3 separate regions of the Homo sapiens genome follow, and regions 1 and 3 are each linked to region 2. Evidence: chromatin contacts called from ENCODE Hi-C or POLR2A ChIA-PET data. All regions are on one chromosome and are shown on one strand. The core of a region is the stretch at or near the end of the contact, and the rest is flanking DNA. Distances in the headings are between cores, read along the strand shown. Region 1 has its middle 53 kb from the start of VANGL2. Region 2 overlaps SLAMF1 (signaling lymphocytic activation molecule family member 1). Region 3 has its middle 49 kb from the start of SLAMF6.

What was found. A loop is a pair of places that touch in the nucleus more often than their neighbours do. ChIA-PET counts read pairs that join two places held with the same protein, here RNA polymerase II (POLR2A). Pooled maps may share reads with other maps.
Region 1: a pooled map shows a loop between it and region 2 (6-fold over the local background). The contact joins two enhancer-like sites. A Hi-C loop is called at or near these places in 2 of 37 single-sample maps with no recorded cell type and 9 of 50 pooled maps. POLR2A ChIA-PET finds 5 or more read pairs at or near these places in 8 of 52 experiments (B cell, H1, Panc1 and 5 more).
Region 3: a pooled map shows a loop between it and region 2 (4-fold over the local background). The contact joins two enhancer-like sites. A Hi-C loop is called at or near these places in 6 of 50 pooled maps. POLR2A ChIA-PET finds 5 or more read pairs at or near these places in 4 of 52 experiments (OCI-LY7, activated B cell, activated naive CD4-positive, alpha-beta T cell and 1 more).

What each region holds. Positions count from the first base shown.
Region 1 is chr1:160,451,967-160,454,999 of GRCh38, reverse strand. No RefSeq gene overlaps it. Among named protein-coding and RNA genes, the nearest start is that of VANGL2, 53 kb to the right of the region's middle. RefSeq lists an enhancer at 1,558-1,607. Within about 2 kb of position 1,505, at least 2 of the 41 ENCODE cell types and tissues checked have a DNase peak (open chromatin) inside an H3K27ac peak, as active enhancers do; they include B cell, where a contact is called at or near this core.
Region 2 is chr1:160,622,880-160,626,019 of GRCh38, reverse strand. SLAMF1 (signaling lymphocytic activation molecule family member 1) reads left to right here. Exons shown (of 7, transcript NM_003037.5): 4 at 1,835-1,924. Among named protein-coding and RNA genes, the nearest start is that of SLAMF1, 23 kb to the left of the region's middle. RefSeq lists an enhancer at 1,146-1,275. Within about 2 kb of position 1,422, at least 5 of the 41 ENCODE cell types and tissues checked have a DNase peak (open chromatin) inside an H3K27ac peak, as active enhancers do; they include B cell and OCI-LY7, where a contact is called at or near this core.
Region 3 is chr1:160,473,080-160,476,178 of GRCh38, reverse strand. No RefSeq gene overlaps it. Among named protein-coding and RNA genes, the nearest start is that of SLAMF6, 49 kb to the left of the region's middle. RefSeq lists an enhancer at 1,745-1,934. Within about 2 kb of position 1,723, at least 3 of the 41 ENCODE cell types and tissues checked have a DNase peak (open chromatin) inside an H3K27ac peak, as active enhancers do; they include OCI-LY7, where a contact is called at or near this core.

The sequences.
Region 1 (3,033 bases), core at 256-2,755, 170 kb after region 2:
ATTGTCCTTTTTTCCAGTGCTAGTGATAAATATCAAGTATTGTTTTGATCATCAGCAATCAGGGATGTGGCAGAGGAATTTCAAAGGGGAAGAATTTGTGCTAGAACTCAGAGTCAGGCAAAACTGATAGTACGAATCAGGGCGTATAGTAGTTGAAAGCATACTGAAGTTGACTATTGGGAAATTGAGGGCTAGGCCAGCTCCACACAGTTGCGCAAGTTTGAGACTCATTCTTCCCTCTGGACCTCAGTTTCTTCATATTGGGATGTTAGCTAAATGACTCCAAAAACCCTTCCAAGTCTAACCACCTGTGATTCTACAAGTGTGACTGAATTCAGGCTAGTCTTATACTGCCTCCGTCTACCTCACTCTTCTTCATCTGACTAGTTACCAGCAGGGAAATCCCTCCAACCCCAAAATAACCATTATTTTCATAATTCAACTATTAAAATGAATAAATTTTAAGTTTGAAAATCTCTCTTCAAACTGTATATATTGTATAATGTCATTGAAAAGGCAAAACTATAATGACGGAGAAGTCATCAGTGGTTGCCAGAGTTGCAGGTGGGGAGAGAGGATGACTACAAATTGGTAGCACAAGGGAATTTTTGAGGGTGATGAAACTGTTCTGCATCTTGATTGTGAGGGTGGTCACAGGACTATATGCATTTGCAAAAATCCATGAAACTATATACCACAAAGAATAAGTTTTACTGTATGTAAATTTAAAACTAACTAAATAATTTTTTAAAATAGGGCAACAGCTTTGGTAGTGATTTACATCCATGTTTAAGTGTGCATCATTTTAATATATTCTAGATAATTTTCCAGGTATTAAATTTAACTTCTTATTTGAATATCTAGCCTCTTAAAAGTGTATAAATTATTAGCATACACTTTAAACCTATATAATGTATGTTTTAAAATAAATACATTGTTTTCAAAATATGGCAGTTATAGTCTTAAGAGACTTTCTAAAAACAGATTTATTGAGGCATAATTCCCATACCATGAAATCATTGGTGTGAAGTATTCAGTTCAACGATATTTAGTAAATGTATCCAGTTGGACAACCATCACCACAGTCTAATATTAGAACATTTCACCATCCCAAAAAGATCCCTCATGCCCATTTTCAGTTTAGGAGACTCATAAAAGTAGAAGAGCAGTCAATCTGCTAGTAAATTTGCTAACACAGAATCACGACATTTTTAGTGTCGGAAAGCTCTTAAGGCCACCTTAAACTCCCATCACCTGTTTAAATGCCTCTGTAACACGTCTGATGGGTAGTTACCCAGCCTAGCTAGACAACGTCCGGTGATATCAGCGACTGTCTTGTTTAACACTCATTTCATCCTCGGCCAGATCTATTTATTACACAGTTATTCCTCACTTTGAAGCACTGAGGCTTTATATGAGTAATCCCCCATACACTCTGAGAACTACATTAGTATCCAAGAAAGGTGGCAGGAAATGTTTAAAAGGAATTATTTTTGAGCATTTGAGGTTCAAACAGAAAGCTGATATAAGTAAAAGAAGCCTGCCAGCTTTAAAGCAGAAGCAAAGGCCAAGGGAATTGAGTACAGCATTCAAAGATGGGCTGGCACTGGTGGATGGCTATGGAGCATGTTCTGGGTAAAGGACAAAGAGCAACAGAGTAAAAAGTTAGGAGACATCAATGGGAAAGTCCAAGGGACCGCATAAAACCGTTCAAGGCAGCACTTTGATATCAACCGTGTCAAGAGGCCCTATCGGTAAAGTAGACCAAAATCACTAAAACTAAGATTATTTACATTTTGGTATATAATATCTTATTCTGGCCCGGCATGGTGGCTTACGCCTGTAATCCCAGCACTTTGGGAGGCCGAGGTGGGTGGATAACTTGAGGTCAGGAGTTCGAGACCAGCCTGGCCAACATGGTGAAACCCCATTTCTACTAAAAACACAAAAATTAGCCAGGCATGGTGGCGCATGCCTGTAGTCCCAGCTACTCGGGAGGCTGAGGCATGAGAATCGCTTGAACCTGGGAGGCAGAGGTTGCAGTCAGCCAAGATCACACCACTGCACTCCACCCTGGGCGATAGAGTGAGATGCTGTCTCAAAAAAACATATCTTATTCAGCAAATTTACTCACTTTTTACTAAGTTGATAATAACTTGCATGATTGATCCTTGTGTATTACATTGGGTGAGTGAAAAGACAGAAGGAGAAGTCATAATCCTGTAAACCACCAAGAAATGCAAGGACAGGCCGGACGCGGTGGCTAATGCCTGTCATCCCAGCACTTTGGGAGGCCGAGGCGGGTGGATCACCTGAGGTCAGGAGTTTGAGACCAGCCTGGCCAACATGGTGAAAACCCGTCTCTACTAAAAATACAAAAATTAGCCGGGTGTGGTGGTATGCCCCCGTAATCCCAGCTACTCAGGAGGCCAAAGCAGGAGAATCGCTTGAACCCGGGAGGCGGAGGTTGCAGTGAGCTGAGATCGGGCCACTGCACTCCAGCCTAGGCGACAGAGCGAGACTCTGTCTCAAAAAAAAAAAGAAAGAAAGAAAGAAAGAAATGCAAGGATAGCAAATATGCTAGGTGCCTGGAAAATTACAATCTGGAAACAAAATTACCAAGGCTGGATTTATGATCCCAGTCCTCAAGCATTTCACAGTCCAGAACTTCTTTAGAGACAACATGGTATCATGGGAGGAATACTGGAGTAGATGCAAGAAGGCATGTTCCCTGATAGTGTACTTGTGTGTGATCCTGGCCAAGTCTTCTAACTTCTCTGAACCTGAGCTTTTTAATTTGTACAATGAGGATTAGGAAAGGTAAACGAGACAGCTGGTAATATCTGTTCTAAAATTCTGATTGTGTGCCCCTGGACAAACACAACTATTCCTTGTCATTTTTGCCTCCTTAGTAGGTAGGTTGTAAGAGTCAAGTGAGATGTGTGTGAAAGGTCTTTGAAACCTTAAGAAGCTATGCAAATAAGATGTGGCAGAGTGGATGCCTAGTGAATGCCTATACAGTTGTTTCCATTT
Region 2 (3,140 bases), core at 173-2,672:
TATAATGGTTTGCTGGATCAGTTCCATAGGCTGACGAAACACAAAGTTCAGGCTACTGGCTTTGCTTCTTATCCTAGTATTAGAGTGATTTCTCCAGTGGTTCCTAGTGTCGATATCATAAACCTTGAATGAATCAATCTGTCTCAAACACACACATACACACATACACACACACACACACACACACACACACACTCCTGCACAGAGGGTTCTCAGTGACCATAAGTCACTCAGAGTGGAGCTGCTCCTTCCTCCAGCATCAGCAATGATTCAAAATGTCATGCTTTATACAAATTCAGAACTCTCTGCCTGCCTCCTAACTTTTTTTTTTAATCAGAGCATAAGACTGTTGAAGTTGGTATCTGGCAAAATTAAAACATTTAATTTAGGGGATAGAACCTATAACCAAGGTGTTTGCAAAGTCAGTTCAGTGAGATTCCTTGGGCTAACTTGATGTGTGAAAGGCCTAAGGAGAAAAAGAATCTTTTCAAATCCAGAAGGCAACTTCTTGCCAGCTATCAGGCTGGAGGCCCCTTTGGATCTTGTAGGCTGCATTTTATGAATTCATTGAGACTGTCTGTATCTTTGGTCAACTCTGTAAACATCTGATTGTGTCCACCATGATTCTTTCCTTTGGAACCCGACTATTTTTCTTTCAATTTCTGCCCCACAAATTCCTCACAGGTTCAACAACAAGCAGGCTTATTCCACAATCATCCTTATAAGTTTCCCTTACACATTAATGTTAACATCTGGTGTTACTCTATTTAGAACCTTAGTGCGAATATTCTACTTAGAACCCTAGGGCTTCAGCTCGGTCCCCACTGTTCATTACCCCGGTATAACTTTTTCCAAGCCCATAAGTCTCTCTAACTCTCCAAGAAGTCTGTCTTTAGTATTCAGCCACATTTCTACTACTAAACCAAGCTCTAGTTCTTGAGGTTCTCCAGGCTGTTTTCCTTCTCCATAAAATGAGAATAATGAGTGTACCTACCTTGTAAGATTATTGTGAGGATTAAATATGTTAGTACACATGATGCACTAAAAATATGTGGCCCATTGCAAGTGCTCAATAATTGTTCATTATAATCTTATTGAGCTACATGTCTTGTTTACTGGGGGTGATAATTCTCATTCACTGTTTGTCAAAGTGTTGCTCCTAGTTCAAAAGGATTTGATAAAGTGGGTAAAGGAGAGAAAACAATAAAAGTTTTCTCTCTGATTTTGAGCCTTGATGATTAGTTCTCGGGCTAATTTTAAACATGAAGATGATTTAGAGGAAAGACTAAATACTTTCCTTTCAGTTCAGGTCTGCTGGGTTCAACCCAGTTATTTGCATGAAAGGACAACAATAGCACTATTATGTTTATTTTTAAAAAAGATAAGTAGATCTTTCTTCCTCCCAGTGTCTCATGAGAATAGCGTGAATTCACAGGGACGGCACATGGAACCATTATATTCTCTTTACCCAAAATGGATACAGGACACATTAGCAATCTTAAGATGGAGAAACTGGGCAGAGAGATTGACTTAGGAGAGATGAAGATAATTTAATGTTAGACATGTGGTAGTTGAGTTAAAAATAAAGCATTTGGATAGAAAAATCTTCATGAAATTAAGAATGTGAAAGTATAGTGAGAGAAATTAGAATAAGAAAACAGATACAAAAATTTTCAGTGGTCTAAAGCTGACCTCTAAAACCATGAAAACAAACGTCTCCCTTGGGAGAGAATGCAGAAATAGAACATGAGGCTCCATTATCCCACTTTCATGTAAGATGTTTTTAAGCTCAGAATACTTTTGAGATTGCTCTTTGACTTCTTTTTTTTTCCAGAAACAAAACCATGGGCAGTGTATGCTGGGCTGTTAGGGGGTGTCATCATGATTCTCATCATGGTGGTAATACTACAGTTGAGAAGAAGAGGTAGGTGTCTGGCAATAAATAGATTCTTATCACACTCTCTGTGGTAAGCAGGGGACCTCTCTCCACAGGCTCGGACTTGCTCTCACAACTCTGGCTTTCTGCATGGGGCCACCTTTGCAAAAATAGTAGATAAACATATCCTGGGACCTTGCTTAATTCAGTCTAATTCAACATGTCTTGATCCCCTCTACTAGGCTGTGGAAAGAAATAGAAGAGCCACAGGTTTCTAATGTGAGAGACATTATTCAGATAATTTCAGTTTAGTGTGACTAGCACTGCCATCAGGGTAAACACAGGATGCTGAAGAAGTGAACAAGAGGTTTAAGAGTATTCACTGGGAACAGAATTCAGAAAATTATTGGATCTCATCCAAAAAGTCACCAGGGTTAGAATGAAACCAATAAGGCACAATTATTCCCCTGCAGTTGAAGTGCCTAGAGGTACCATCCCCTGTCCTCTCTTCCAAATTTCCCTATGATACAATATCTCAGGGCATTGTGCTCCCCTCAGCCACCTTGACTACTACCAACCAATACTGGAGTCAAAATGTCCTGACCCAAGACCAGGAGAGATGCCCCGGCTGCCTTCCCATGGTAAGGATAGAACTTGATCCTCATAACACTGAGCTGATGACTGATTTCATTCTCAAGTAGATCAGTGTCATCTACACACAACCTTCTTAGAAAAGCCCTTACCTCAGCACTCTGATGTTGGTTTTGCATATATAAAAAAATCTAGATCATAGCACAGCGACCTACTTGTGTCTCATTTCCTCCATCTAAGAGTTAGCCAGGTAGGAGGGATGGGTGATTCAGATAGAAATTAGGTTGACAGCCTATGGGGCTCGGGGTAGGGCAATCACATTTAGCTCATACTATAAGGAAATAGTGAGATGACCCAGGATGAGAAAACTGAACTTAACTTATCCACATTAACCTACCTAGTAAAATTGCTGGGATCCTACGCCATACTCTTTCCTCAACCACACTTGGCTTATCACATGGTTGTGCTCTAAGGGAATAGTGCTCCCCATCCCACAATTCCCCACTACCTTCCCCAACACACATACCCATCCTCACCTCAACCCCATTCACCATTTGTCCCTTGTAAGTTAGCAACACACAAAACTGCCTCAAACTTGCGGTAAAATTTATATTTAGTTGCTGCACCTTTCATAAAACCTTGCTAAAGAAATTATATTGGCAGCTTCTAATGC
Region 3 (3,099 bases), core at 474-2,973, 150 kb after region 2:
AAACAAATTTACAAGAAAAAAACAAACAACCCCATCAAAAAGTGGGTGAAGGACATGAACAGACACTTCTCAAAAGAAGACATTTATGCAGCCAAAAAACACATGAAAAAATGCTCATCATCACTGGCCATCAGAGAAATGAAAATCAAAACCACAATGAGATACCATCTCACACCAGTTAGAATGGCAATCATTAAAAAGTCAGGAAACAACAGGTGCTGGAGAGGATGTGGAGAAATAGGAACACTTTTACACTGTTGGTGGGGCTGTAAACTAGTTCAGCCATTGTGGAAGTCAGTGCGGCAATTCCTCAGGGATCTAGAACTAGAAATACCATTTGACCCAGCCATCCCATTACTGGGTATATACCCAAAGGACTATAATTCATGCTGCTATAAAGACACATGCACATGTATGTTTATTGCGGCACTATTCACAATAGCAAAGACTTGGAACCAACTGAAATGTCCAACAATGATGGACTGGATTAAGAAAATGTGGCACATATACACCATGGAATACTATCCAGCCATAAAAAATGATGAGTTCATGTCCTTTGTAGGGACATGGATGAAATTGGAAATCATCATTCTCAGTAAACTGTCACAAGAACAAAAAACCAAACACCGCATATTCTCACTCAAAGGTGGGAATTGAACAATGAGAACACATGGACACAGGAAGGGGAACATCACACTCTGGGGACTGTTGTGGGGTGGGGGGAGGGGGGAGGGATAGCATTGGGAGATATACCTAATGCTAAATAACGAGTTAATGGGTGCAGCACACCAGCATGGCACATGTATACATATGTAACAAACCTGCACGTTGTGCACATGTACCCTAGAGCTTAAAGTATACTAATAATTAAAAAAAAAAAGAAATAGAACATCTATTAAACTATATTTCCTAGACTTATAAAGCTAGGACAATGCCTCTGTTTTTGTTCCTCAGCTTTTTGTTGGGCAGAAATAGCTTTGAAGGAGGCAGAGCTGGATTTAATCAGTGTTAGCATTTCAGAAATAGAATTCATCTTTCAGAAATATAATCCACAGGCATTGGTGACTTGACTGCATATAGGAGATGAGGAAGAGGGACTATGATGAGTTAAAAGTGTCTTAGTGGTAGACTGAAATTCAAAAATGAAGAAGGAAGTTTGGAGAGGAAGATAACTAATTCAGTCTTGAATGAATTTAAGCTGCCTGAAAATCATCCAAGGGCAACTTGGTAGGCAGTCAGAAACACAGGACTGAAGCAATGGAGCATAGTTGGGGATGGAGACACAGATTTGGAAGCCACATGCATTTGGGTGGAAGTTGAAGCCATGAGATTAGTGAGATCACCCAGGAAGTGTGTGAACTGTGAAAAGAGAGGACATGTAGGGAGCTCCAGGCAATTACCACTGAGAAGCAGAATCCAAGAGATGACAAAAAAGAGGGGGTGAGGTGGGGGCAGGAACTGATAGAGAGGTAGGAAAACCAACAGATCCCAGGGTCATAACATCTCAAAAAAAAAAAAATTTTTTTCATGAAAGTGGAAGTGATGACAAATTCTGTATAAAACTTCAGATCCATTTTTGGTAACTAGAAGGTCATGCATGACCATAAGATGAGCAATTTTAACCTTGAATCTCATGTTACAAGATTGTACCACCACTACTCTTCCTGTTGCAGTCATCTGTTATCCTCAGGGCACCACTTCCTATTCCTTGAAGAGTTTAGCTTCTGGTTGGCTCTTACATTCTTCGACACCACTCCATAATTCTTTCCATGCAGATGATCTTTCCATTAGCCCAGCTTTTCTGATCCTTGACCTCCTCTCCTCCAATGATGCTGTAGCCTCTACTTTTTTTAATCCTTTAGCCTTTCAGCCTTTCACTTCCATAGTCATACCCTAGTACCAAAAGCTATAACCCTTCTATAATCTTAATTTCAAGCACCCCATTGTCTCTAATCACTACCTTATATCTTTTTTTTCATTTCCTCTTGTGCCCCAACTCCAACAATCCTTTAACTTCCATCCTCTGGCCTACAATCCATTGATCCAAGCACTTTTCACTATCCTTCACACCCCTTGTGCCATCACTTTCCTCCTTATTCAGCTTAAATAAAAGTCATTCTCACCACTTTCTTTCATACAAAGCAGTTGATTCCGTTGTCCCTCAACTTTATGTTGTAACTGCCAGGCCTAATAATAATAATAATAATAATAATAATAATAATAATAATAATAAGTTAATACTACTTAAATCCAACTGTTTGGCTCAATCATGCCTGAATTTGCATAACTAAAGGTAGTCAGAGAAAAGCATACAACCATGTTGACTAGTCTTACTGAAAGTTATGATCCATAATCTCAATGATGACAGATAATTATACTTTATTTCCTTAGTTCATTCTCTCACTCCCCAAGACAACTAGGAGATGAGGGCAGAGAGGTAATGAGAGCATGAACCTTCCAATACTTCTACCCCCATCCTAGCTCCCAGTTTCCTTATTGATAAAATAGAAGCCATCTGAAGAATATTTCTATGCACTTCCACCATAACATTTACCACCTGCCTACCTCTATACCCTACCCTGTCTTCTCTTCTGTTACTGTGGATGAATTAACTGTGCTTCTAGTAAAGGACAATTCCTCTACTAGAACCCATCTCTTCTCACCTACTTAAGGACATCACTCCAGCAATTCTACCCTTTCCCCGCTTTAACAAAATTTCCTCTTTACTGGATCTTTCCCATCAAGTTACAAACATGTTTTTATTTCTCTCATCTAATTAACAAAATTCTCTTGAGCCCACTTCTCTCTCTAGCTACTGCCCCATTTTTCTCCATCCTTTACGAAAAATTCCTATTTCTTTCCTCCCACTCTTTTGACCCACTGAAACACTCAATCCTCAAATTAACTGATCTATCAGCAACATTTGCCATAGTCAATTCCTTCCTTTTAGAAACATGTCTTCACTTATCTTTCCAGACATCACACTCTTCTAATTTTCATCCCACATAGTGGCCATTCCTTAATTTCCTTTGCTGGTTCATTCTCATCACCCCTGCCTTTTAACACCAGATTGCTCAAGGACTCGGTTCTTAAAGCATT